Linked DNA regions of Homo sapiens: regions 1 and 3 are each linked to region 2. A link is a contact called in ENCODE Hi-C data. All regions are on one chromosome and are shown on one strand. Each heading gives the region's core, a stretch centred on a gene start or an enhancer-like site at or near the end of the contact. The rest is flanking DNA. Distances are from core to core; before and after follow the strand shown.

Region 1 (3,988 bases), core at 1,387-3,886, 510 kb after region 2:
TTCACAATTCAAGATGACTGTTCACAAGGCAGAGCTATTGTCTCATAGATGAAGAGACTTGGGTTTGGAGAGGTTAAGTGACTTGCTACATGTCACTCAGCTAAATGACAAAACTGGGCTAAAAGCCAAGTTTTTAAAATTTCAGTTGAGACCATGTTCTGCTCCACCAATATGCCTACCTGAACAGCTAAGATGGCTCCAACCCAGAACAATTAATATCATTGTTGACAGTATAACTCACTAAACATTGGGATAGAGACAAACTGAACATTTTCTGCAGAAGGCATACATTCTCGACAACAAAAATATGTGAACATAGGCTTCATACTTGCTCTTTGAGTTTTGTTTTGTTGTTCCTATTGCAATCAACTTACTGCATCCCATAATAAAGAACTCAGGAAAAACAGGAAGGATTCTGGTAAGAAAGGAAAAAAAGAACTCAAAAGGAAAATGAACAAACAGCAAAAAAAAGAGAAATATATTCTTTTAATTGAAGATATGCTTTAGACACATGATAGAAATGTCTAGAAAACCAGGAGCTCCTGTAAACATAGATGAGACCAAAATGTAAGTTGTTAAGAATAGAGATCTGGTGCAAGAGTGCCTGGGTTTTATCTCTGTATCTACCACTTACAGAAGGTTAGTTAACCTCTCTAAGGTTAATTTCCTCTTTCTGTAAAGAAAAGATAGTAATTGTATAATTTCACAGTGGTTTTGGTACATGCAAGACAATTTATATAAAGTCTTAAGTATAACATCTAAAATTATTTCAAACACTAAGTTAGCTATTATTGTTACTAATATTATCATTTGCACTAGATAGGATTCATATAATGAGGGCTGTTTTCCCTGTTATGCCTCTTCTCTTTGACCTTGTGCAAATCACTTATCTTCATCAAGCTCCAGTTTCATCTTCTGTAGACAGACACAATAACAGCAGCCCTACTTACTTTACAAAGTCCTTAGAAGGATCAAATGTGATAAAATAGTACAGAGTGTTTTGTAAACAGCACATCACCATTCTTTAATCACAGTCTTTTCTAATTCTAACCAGGTCTCATATTAATATATTAGTTAAGCAACTAAAGATTTCAAGGAGTGTCAGGCTGAAATCATCCTTAGCCCTTAGCTGGATGAAATGTGCATGTGTTTATGTGAGAATGGGCTGTGTTTTAATATCCTTCACTTATACCTTTTTATCTTCACTCACAGATGTTGAGTACCCAGTATGTGCTAGGCACTTGAGTTACAATGGGGTCATATAGTTGACAAGGCAGTCTGAGGCCCTGTCTGTTGCATACTTAGGTAAGCAGTTGGAAGTTGCATGTAGGAAGCCAGAGTGCACAGCGGGAGGACTGACGCTTATCTGGGAGGGGCAGGAAAGGAGATTGATGAAAATGACATTTGAGATGAAAGCTGAAGGAGGAGGAAGCATTAAAGACGCAAAGGGGAGGGAGTTTCAGCAGTGGGAAAAACTAGTACAGAGGCTCTGAAGGAAGAACAAATATGAAGCATTCAAAGGACCAAAGAAGACCCATATGAATGGGATTTAGAATGGAGGGTGGGGAGAGCTCAGAATTAAAGCTGGAAAGGTAGGCAAGGGTCAGGTCTAACAGACCAAGTCAGAGGTATTGACCTTTATTCTAAAGGCAATTTTTAAAATCCACAAGTTTAAAATAAAAATTAGCAGTTTGAAAAGATCACTGGCTAACACGATGGGAGGGGCAAGCGTGGATGCAGGAAAAGCAGTGAGAGCATGGGCTACTGTACTGGTCCAGGCAGTGACAAGGGCAGTTCCAGAAAGCACCAAGACAAGGGGGATAGAGATAAGTGGTCTGATTTAAGAAATACTCAGGAGGAGACAGCGCAGAACTTGATGCTGGATAAGCTGAGGGGTAGGAGAGGGAGATGTCAAGGCCAGCTCCTCTATTTCTGCTTTGAGCAACTGAAGAGAAAATGGACTTTGTCTCTGGCAACAAGAATGTAGTAGACAATGAACATGTTTAGTTGACTGTGAAGCATCCAAGTGAATGTATCAAGCCAGCAGTGGAATAGAGTGGCCCAGAATACGTAGAACTTTGAACCAAAGTGAGCTATATTTGTTTGTGGATAAAATCTGTAGAACTCAGGGGAAATGTTCTCTCTAATGAGGGACAGAGAAGAAATGACTAGCAGGAAATGGGTTTCTCTCCTGCTCAAAAGTCAGACACATTGAAGACAAGATCACTACTTTTAGTTCACTCCCCTCCCCTTCTCCATTCAAAAACTGTCACTGCTCTGATGATGTCACCCTTCTCCCAAATGTATTTATATGCACAAATGGGTGTTTATGAAGCTTTCAGATTCTCTTTACTGGTAGGGAACGTAGTTCCTTATCAGGACAACAAAGATTGACATTTGACAGACAGCAGGAAAAACAAGAATTAAAGCAGCAAGGCTTTCTAATTCCCTCTAAAATTATTGGCTTTTTCTTACAAGCAAGGCTGCCAGAGTTTGCAATTGTTCAGAAATTGCAGCACCGAGAGAGTCTTCTGACTGCAGCACCATCTCAGAAGCTTTTTTTGCCCAGGCCAGCCTATGCCCACAGCTGCATTTCTCACTTCTTCTCAACCAGCTCCTCTCACCCACCTCCTCTGAGCTAGTCGCTCATGACCCCTGGGGGCCAGCTAGTGTACCAACAAGAAGCCTAGAAAAGCTTAGGGAAAAGTCTGTGGTTAATGCTTTCCTTATCCTTAGCCCTTCAACTAAATACTCCTGTGTGATGTCAGGCTTTGCTTTTACTAGATTTGTATTTATTGACAATTTGCTAGAGTTTACTTAACTGTAACCTGAAATAATGTCCCTTTCCTCCTAGGATTTTCTTTGGGAACTTAAACAAAATAACATATTCATCATAAACAATAGATGAATAAAAAGGAGATGCTTTTTTCTCTATTTTAGAGTACTCTGTAAAGTTCATGGAACCATCTGAATCAGCATCACCTGGCAGGCTTATAGCAGATTTTAGGCCAGGCGTGGTGGGTCACACCTGTAATACCAGCACTTTGGGAGGCCAAGGTGGGTGGATCATTTGCAGTCAGGGGTTCGAGACCAGCCTGGCCAACATGGCAAAATCTCACCTCTACTAAAAATGCAAAAATTAGCCAGGCGTGGTGGCAGATGCCTATAGACCCAGCCATATGGGAGGCTGAGACAGGGGAATCACTTGAACCCAGGAGGTGGAGGTTTTAGAGAGGCGAAATCATGCCACTGCACTCCAACCTGGGTGACAGAACGAGACTCTGTCTCAAAAAAAAAAAAAAAATCAGATTCCAGAAGCTCCTTCCACTCACATACAGAGCCCAGATTTGTACAGTGCAAGATAGAATCTTATTTCCCCTTGGCCTAAGGAGCCATTTCTACCTGTGTACTGCAAACACTGAAAAACCTGGACACTTTTGGTCTGAGATGTGCATTTCTCAACTTCAGCTTCAAATTGGATTCACCGGGGGAGCTTTGTAATGACACTGATGCTCAGGGCTTCAATCAGACTAATTAAATTAGAACTTCTGTGCATGGGGCCCAAGCACCAGTACTTTAAGAAGTGCCAGGTGGTTCTGTAATATAGCCAGAAATGAGAACCACTGGTTTCTATTTTACTTACTAAGTGTATTAGTCCATTTTCATACTGCTATGAAGAAATACCCAAGACTGGGTAATTTATAAAGAAAATGAGGCTTAATGGACTCACAGTTCCACATAGCTGGGAGGCCTCACATTCATGGCAGAAGGTGAAGGAGTAATAAAGGCACATCTGACATGGCAGCAGGCAAGAGAGCATGTGCAGGGGAACTGACCTTTATAAAACCATCAGATCTCATGAGACTTACTCACTATCATAAGAACAGCACAGGAAAAACCCACCCCCATTATTCAATTACCTCCCACCACCCTCCCACAACATGTGGGAATTATGGGAGTTAAATTCAAGATGAGATTTGGGTGGGGA
Region 2 (3,819 bases), core at 989-3,488:
GGGGACAGGCGGGAGGGAAAGAAGGAAGATTTGGGACGAGTTGCACTGGGCACAGAGACTAGGAAGGGACTGATGTGTAAAAGAATGCCTGGACGTCAGGCACCTCAGACCGTTTGCCTATTTTATGACAAGAATTATTTAGATCTTGCAGGATGGAAAAATTCAAAGTGCCATTTTCTGGCTATTTGGAACTACTGTCGAGTTTGTATTGGGGTCAAGCGGCATTGCAGAAGAAAATAAGGCATTTAGGTTTTAGGTCAGGTGTGAGTTGAAGAGGTTTTAAGTTTTTGAGAACACAGGCCAAGGGAGTAGAAGGAGGAATGGAGGGTAGAAGGTTGCCTATAATGAAGGAAGCAAGCCTAGAGAAAAGAGAGAGTAGAGAAACAGAGGGAAGGGGTTCGGAGGTTCTTACCTTCCAGAAAAGTGGGAAAAGGGGTTGGGGTGCAGAGATAAGAGGTTGGGGTGCAAAAATAAGGGATGGGGTGCAGAAATAAGGGGTAGGGGCATGGAAATAAGGGGTCGGGGCACTGAAATAAGGGATTGGGGCACAGAGATACGAGGTTGGGGTACTTGCCCTCCTCTAGAAAAGCGGGACTTGCCGCTAAGAGTGAAGGAGAAGGGGTTGAGGGGTACTTGCCCCTGCCCCAGGAAAGCAGAGAAGGGGTAGAGACAAGGAGAGAAGGGGTTGGGGTACTTGCCCCTTCCCCAGAAAAGCGGGACTTGCTGCTAAGGGTGAAGGACCAAGGCTGGCATCCCTGCGTGGTCTGACACCTTTGAAACGTGGGTGAATAATCAGAGAGGTGTCCCTCCAATGATTAAACACCAAGGGAAGGCTGCCTTCCCAGCCCGTGACCGGCACTGGAGTTTTGGGTGCACAGATAAAACGTATCTCCTTTGTCTCTCCCAGAAAATGAAAGGAATTGAAATTAAGAGAAGGGAGAGATTGACGAGTGGAAAGAAGAAAGTGGTTGAGGGACAGTGAGAGAGGTTGGAGAAGAGAGAAGAGGCCGCTTACCTGATTTAAAATTGGTGAGATATTCCTTGGGCTGGTCGATCTGAGGACCTGAGGTCATAGGTGGATCTTTCTCACAGAGCAAAGAACAGGAGGACAGGGGATTGATCTCCCAAGGGAGGTCCCCTGATCCGAGTCACGGCACCAAATTTCATGCGTGTCCATGTGAAGAGACCACCAAACAGGCTTTGTGTGAGCAACATGGCTGTTTATTTCACCTGGGTGCAGGCAGGCTGAGTCCGAAAAGAGTCAGTGAAGGGAGATAAGGGTGGGGCCGTTTTATAGGATTTGGGTAGGTAAAGGAAAATTACAGTCAAAGGGGGTTTGTTCTCTGGTGGGCCGGAATGGGGGGTGGCAAGGTGCTCAGTGGGGGTGCTTTTTGAGCCAGGATGAGCCAGGAAAAGGACTTTCACAAGGTAATGTCATCAGTTAAGGCAAGGACCGGCCATTTACACTTCTTTTGTGGTGGAATGTCATTAGTTAAGGTGGGGCAGGGCATATTCACTTCTTTTGTGATTCTTCAGTTACTTCAGGCCATCTGGGCATATCCAGATGCAAGTCACAGGGGATGCGATGGCTTGGCTTGGGCTCAGAGGCCTGACAATGACTTGAACCCCTTTAAAGAATTTAGGACAAAGTCACCACTCACCCCCTTTTGGGGTGTTTTGTTTTCTTTGTGGAGTTTCAAGAGTCATGGGCAAATTCTTTTTAGGTCTAAAGCTCTGTTTTCCTATATTGCATGATTTGACCTCTTTGGCTTTTGGAGTGCCAGAGATGACTTTTCACTGTGAGGGAATTTGACCTTGGCATGTATAATGGTGGATGAGAATTAGGATGAGAACAGGAAGTGGTCTTGGCTGTTTTGTTTTTCTTTTCTCTTTTAGGAAGTTGTTGTTTATGGATTCTAATTCTAGTTCAGAGATGCATTCTAAAGGGCCTTCTCTATTGCTTTTTCTTCCAAAATTAATCTTAATTTGATTTGTCTGTGAGCATTTGCATGAGGAACTCAACTGTTGTTTTCATGGGTTAATGAGAGACTGAGTTTTCCCAGTGCTAAAGAAAAAGGGCATTTGCTCCTTCCAGCCAAAAGGTACCCCTGGGTGACCAGGGGTCTTGTGGGAAAGTCTGGGGTGTTGATCCCCTACTACATGCTGTGATCCTGCAGGAAAATCCCCAACAAAAATTGATTTTAGAAAGTGAATCATCCAGGAAACGCATATAAGTTCTGAGACATGTAAGAAGGTGTAAATGACTCAGTGGTGACACACTGTGGAGCCTTGCCCACAAAAAGCACATATCAATCCACCACATGAAAACCATAGGCCATAGCTCAGTTCCTCCTTTTAAGGAAAAAAAAAAAAAAAAAAAAAAAAAAGAAAGAAAAAGAGCAGGAAACAAATAATCAAATAATGAGGAGAAAACAAGGGGAATGACCCCCTTTTGATCACTCTGTAGGTTTTATGGCACCTCTACTTGCCAGAGAAAAATGGAAGTAATATGGTCTTTGTGCACATTTACATTAGGGAAAAAGAGCCTTAAGGTTGACCCACACATTAAGAGTTCCTAGGTTTCCCTTTTCTCTCTTTTCTTTTCTGCCTGCTTTAAATCTGCTGTTACTTTTCTACTGAAATAAAAACCACTGTTTGGACTTAACAGTTTTTTTTTTTTTTTTTTGCAAGCTGACAAATTTGCATTTATCTGATGACTAAAGTACTGAAGTAAAAACAATAGAATCTTTGTGTGTATGTGTGTATGTATATGTGTACGTGTATATATTTGAAGGCCTTTATAAAAGACTTCTATAATTGTATGTTCAATTGGCAATTAAATTTGTTTTAATTTCCCGCTAGCCCACCAGACTTTCTACCTTATGATGCAAATTTTGCTATCTTATTTTTCACCCAGTTGTTTCCTTTAATATGCAAATTTAAGGCTATTAAGCTGACAACTGCCTAGGGTAAGATTTTTAAAAAAGGGAAAAAAAGAGGTCTTTGTGAATCTGTAAGACGCGCTTCTATCAGCATGCCTAATGCATCGGTATATTTATGTGTTGTGTACACAATGTTTCACTACTAAAATTATATAAAAGAGCTCTAATTAATTGGCTTAACAAATAATAAAAGTGCTTAAATCAGATACTAAAGAAAAAAGAGAACTTTTTCAAGTTCACCTGATTTAAGTAAAATCTTTAATAAATAAGCTGACTTTAAATTATTGGTAAAATAATATTAGAAATGTCTTAAGAATTTGCCAACATACTTTTTTTTGCATTTATTAATCACCCAATTTCATACTTATCCCTGCCAAACACTGTAAGGTGTCAAAATTTGGCATAGGGATTACAAAACTATACACCCAACCCAAAACAGAATGATCTTTGCTTGTGTAATCTTTAATAGATAAGACATTGATATTAGTTTAATAAAACTTGTTACATCTTTAATTTAGTAAGATTATCATAATTTTTTTTTTTTTTTGAGATGGAGTCTCAGTCACCCAGGCTGAAGTGCAGTGGTGCAATCTTGGCTCACTGCAACCTCTGCCTCCTGGGTTCAAGTGATTCTTGTGCCTCAGCCACCTGAGTAGCTGGGACTACAGGCACCCACCACCACACCTGGCTAATTTTTGTATTTTTAGTAGAGACAGGGTTTCACCATGTTGGTCAGGCTGGTTTTGAACTCCTGACCTCAAGTGACCCACCCACTTTGGCCTCCCAAAGTGCTGGGATTACAGACATGAGCTACCACTTTCAGCCGATTACTATAACTTTTAATCTTGTAGCTTTAGGCAGTCTAGTCCAAAGGCAA
Region 3 (3,809 bases), core at 466-2,965, 330 kb after region 2:
AACTGATAGCTTATCTTCTCAGGGGCAGGACAAAGGACAGACAGAACTCAGAGTCATCTCTGCTCACCTGCATTATTGGATTGCTTCCTCTGCCCTATTGTTTATGTAAAAATGCAGATTCACTGAGTCAGACTAAGACACAAGTGACTATTCCTCTACTCTCCTCTTACATGTAAATTTTATATTCAGTGAAAGGCTGATTAAAGACCCAAAAAGACCTAAAAGAATGCAAACTTTTGTCTCTTATTTACCTATGTCCTGGAAGCCCCAATTTCTAGTTGTCCCGCCTTTCCAGACCAAACCAATGTACATCTTACACATATTGATTGAGGTCTCATGTCTCTCTAAAATGTATAAAGTCAAGCTGTGCCCTGACCACCTTGGGCACATGTTCTCAGGCTCTCCTGAGGGCTGTGTCACGGGCCATTGGTCACTCATCCTTGACTCAGAGTAAATCTCTTTAAATATTTTACAGAGTTTGACTCTTTTCATCAACATAAACAAACCCATTGTGCTGCCAGTTGTAAAAAGTATAGGACACACAATTATGTACAGTACATAATACTTGATGATAACAAATGGCTATGTAAATGGTTTATGAATTTATTATACTATATTTTTATTGTTATTATAGAGTTTACTTCTTCTAGTTACAGGGAAAAAAAAAGTTAACTGTAAAACTGCTGCAAGTCGATCCTTCAAAAGGTATCATAGGAGATGGTAGCTCTATGTGCGTTATGCGTGGAAGACCTTCTGGTGGGATAAGATGTGGACATGAAAAACTATGATACTGATGATCCTGAACATGTGTAGCCCTAGGCTAATGTGTGTGTTTGTGTCTCATATTTAACAAAAAGGTTAAAAAGTTCAAAAAATAAATATATATATATATATATTTTTTGAGACAGAGTCTCACTCTGTCGCCCAGGCTGGGGTGCAGTAGCACGAACTGGGCTCACTGCAGCCTTCACTTCCCAGGTTCCAGTGATTCTCCTGCCTCACCCTCCCAGGTAGCTGGGATTACAGGCGTGTGCCACCACACCTGGCTAATTTTTGTATTTTAAGTTGAGATAAGGTTTCACCATGTTGACCAGGCTGGTCTTGAACTCCTGGCCTCAGGTGATCCTCCTGCTTGAGCCTCCCAAAATGCTGGGATTACAGGTGTGAAGCACTGTGCCCAGCCAATAAAATATTTTTAAAATAGAAAAAAGCTTAGAGAATATGAATATAAAGAAAATATTTTGTGCAGTTGCATGTGTTTGTGTTTTAACCTGTATTAGTACAAAAGAGTCAAAAAGTTTCAAAAAACTAAAAAGTTTACAAAGTAAAAAAGCTACTGTAAGCTGAGGTTAGCTTATTATTGAAGAAATTTCTTTTTATAAACATAGAGTAGCCTAAGTACACAGTGTTTATAAAGTGTACAATAGAGTACAGTCATGCCGTAGGCCTTCACATTCACTCGCCACTCACTCACTGACTCACCGAGAGCAACTTCCTCTCCTACAGGCTCCATTCATGGTAAGTACTCTATACAGATGTACCATTTTTTAATATCTTTTATACCATATTTTTACTCTACCTTTTCCATGTTTAGATACACACATACTTAACTTTTTGTTGCAATTGTCTGCAGTATTCAGAAGAGTAACATGCTGAACAGGTTTGTAGCCTAGGAGCAATAGGCTGTACCACATAACCCAGGTGTGTAGCAGGCTGTACCCTCTATAGGTTTGCGTAAGTACACTTAATGATGTTCACACAATGACAAAACCGCCTAATGATGCATTTCTCGATTGTATTCCCATCATTAAGCAACATATGACTGTACTTGCAAAAACAGATACAGGCCGCATCTGGTCTATAAACTATAGTTTGTTGACTCCTGCCATAAAGCCCCTTATCTCATATAGATAATACAGAAGAGAAACAGGATTTCAGAGAGCTGGCTTCCAGTTCTGTCACTGACCCTAATGGCTATGTTGTTTTAGACAATCTCCTTATCTCACTGCCTACTTGAACTATAAAAAGAAAAAGGTAAACACTAAGATCTCTTCCAAAGTCTAAAATCCTTAATTATTGATTACCCTAGATAATTCTCATAAAACCTCCTTTCTTAGGTTGTAGAACCTGGAAACAATTTCATCATCGCAAACCATTAAAGCTTATATTTAGCACATGGATCATTGTCATGGGATATTGGCCAATGAATATGAATAAAATTTCTTTATTAGAAAGAAGAAGTTTATGCTAAAAGGAAAAACTAGTTGGAAAAACTTTAATGGTACAGCGAATTTATTTTTGGCATTTCATATTTTATCAAGCTCCCATATTATGTTGAATGTATCAAATGTACTCAAATCCTTTCTAATTTTTTAAATATTTCATTCAAATAAGTATTTTATTAATGTGGCATCATTATTTCAAAGTTTTTACCCTACTTAATATAAAATATTATTTGGAAGAAGGAGTTAAAGTATTTAATGAAAATAAACATATAAATAGTTAGAAAATCAAATTAGCTGTCAACTATTCCATTAGAGACAGTGGTGGTTGTTATAATGCTTAAGGACAGAAAAGCTAATAAAATACATTAATTATAAATGTGTTTGAATTTTTAACACACATTTAATAAAATTTATAAAAATTAAACTTTTGGAAATTTTTCTTAAATACAAACAAAAGAAAAATATAAAATAATGAGCATTCCATCACAGAAATAGATCAAGAAATACCTGATGAATGTTAAACGTATTCTTTTATAAATGTGTACATTACATAAGGATTTGGATTTACCAAAGATAATTCCAGTTTTACAAGTTTATAAAGTCAAACTAAATTCTACTTCTTACTATGTTAACTGAAACACTTTAAAAATGTTCTATCTATCTGTAGTAGTGTCAACAATGAAAATGAAGTTAAAAATAAAAAAAAAGTTCTTTGTAGGCAGGATATAGCAGAGAAGAGTCAACAGGTGCTGAGACATGGATGAGAAAAATTTAAAACAATAGACTTTTTAATAAAATGTGAAGACATTTTTACAGATTTCCACAGATGAGGAACATTGCAAACCCAAAGTTCTAACTCACCTACATCATACAGTTGATTATTGGCAGAGCTGAAGCTAAAGCTTGTGAGTCTTAGTTCCTATTCTTGGGTTATTTCTACTCTACCACTTTCAGCCTATGTGGTGAAAAGTAACATGAAAACAGTAAAATGGCAAAGCCTAAATGTGCTATCAGCTGGAAATCAAGGCTTTCTTTGAGACAACCACAGAACTAGTCTAAGCATGCTGCCTGAAAGAGATGAAACGAAAGAAAGTGTGGGAAAATGGGAAATGCAAATAACACTAGGCAAAGAGAATATCTGGAATAATTACTTGAAACAACAACAAAAACTGTGTAAGATGAGAGGACTGTTTTATATACTCTCTTGAGAGCAAAAGAAATATAAGAGGTCTTGTTCATTCATGCAGTCATTCAGCAAACATTCTTAGGACCTACTACATGATATTTGCAGGTCTGGGTTCTGTGAAACCAACAGTAAACCAGAAAGACTTTCTTACTAAGCAACAGAAAAATAACAAGAGCTATTTTAGAGAAGACAGAGTATTTAGGGGAGAAAGGTGCATAGTCAAGGACTGGTAAAATAAGACTTGCTGAAGGAAGTGGTATTTATCTTAGTCAAAGGTTTGAGTTAGAGTTAGCCATTCAAAGAAGGAGGAAAAGGGAATTCCAGGTGAATAAGTCTTTATTTGTTACCATCTCTGTTGACTTTACTGCAGACCCTGCAGGATTAGTAGATTTCATGAC

The links. A loop is a pair of places that touch in the nucleus more often than their neighbours do. Pooled maps may share reads with other maps.
Region 1: a loop to region 2 is called in a map of HCT116, with 4 times the contacts of the local background. The contact joins two enhancer-like sites. A Hi-C loop is called at or near these places in 1 of 168 maps with a recorded cell type or tissue (HCT116), 1 of 37 single-sample maps with no recorded cell type and 2 of 50 pooled maps.
Region 3: a map with no recorded cell type shows a loop between it and region 2 (7-fold over the local background). The contact joins two enhancer-like sites. A Hi-C loop is called at or near these places in 1 of 37 single-sample maps with no recorded cell type and 2 of 50 pooled maps.

Annotation. Positions count from the first base shown.
Region 1 is chr10:90,590,460-90,594,447 of GRCh38, forward strand. No RefSeq gene overlaps it. Among named protein-coding and RNA genes, the nearest start is that of LINC02653, 52 kb to the left of the region's middle. Within about 2 kb of position 2,637, at least 3 of the 41 ENCODE cell types and tissues checked have a DNase peak (open chromatin) inside an H3K27ac peak, as active enhancers do; they include HCT116, where a contact is called at or near this core.
Region 2 is chr10:90,085,178-90,088,996 of GRCh38, forward strand. No RefSeq gene overlaps it. Among named protein-coding and RNA genes, the nearest start is that of LINC01375, 130 kb to the left of the region's middle. RefSeq lists an enhancer at 1,155-1,834 and a silencer at 2,215-2,304. Within about 2 kb of position 2,239, at least 3 of the 41 ENCODE cell types and tissues checked have a DNase peak (open chromatin) inside an H3K27ac peak, as active enhancers do; they include HCT116, where a contact is called at or near this core.
Region 3 is chr10:90,417,601-90,421,409 of GRCh38, forward strand. All of the region lies in intron 3 of LINC02653 (long intergenic non-protein coding RNA 2653), which reads right to left. Among named protein-coding and RNA genes, the nearest start is that of LINC02653, 120 kb to the right of the region's middle. Within about 2 kb of position 1,716, at least 3 of the 41 ENCODE cell types and tissues checked have a DNase peak (open chromatin) inside an H3K27ac peak, as active enhancers do.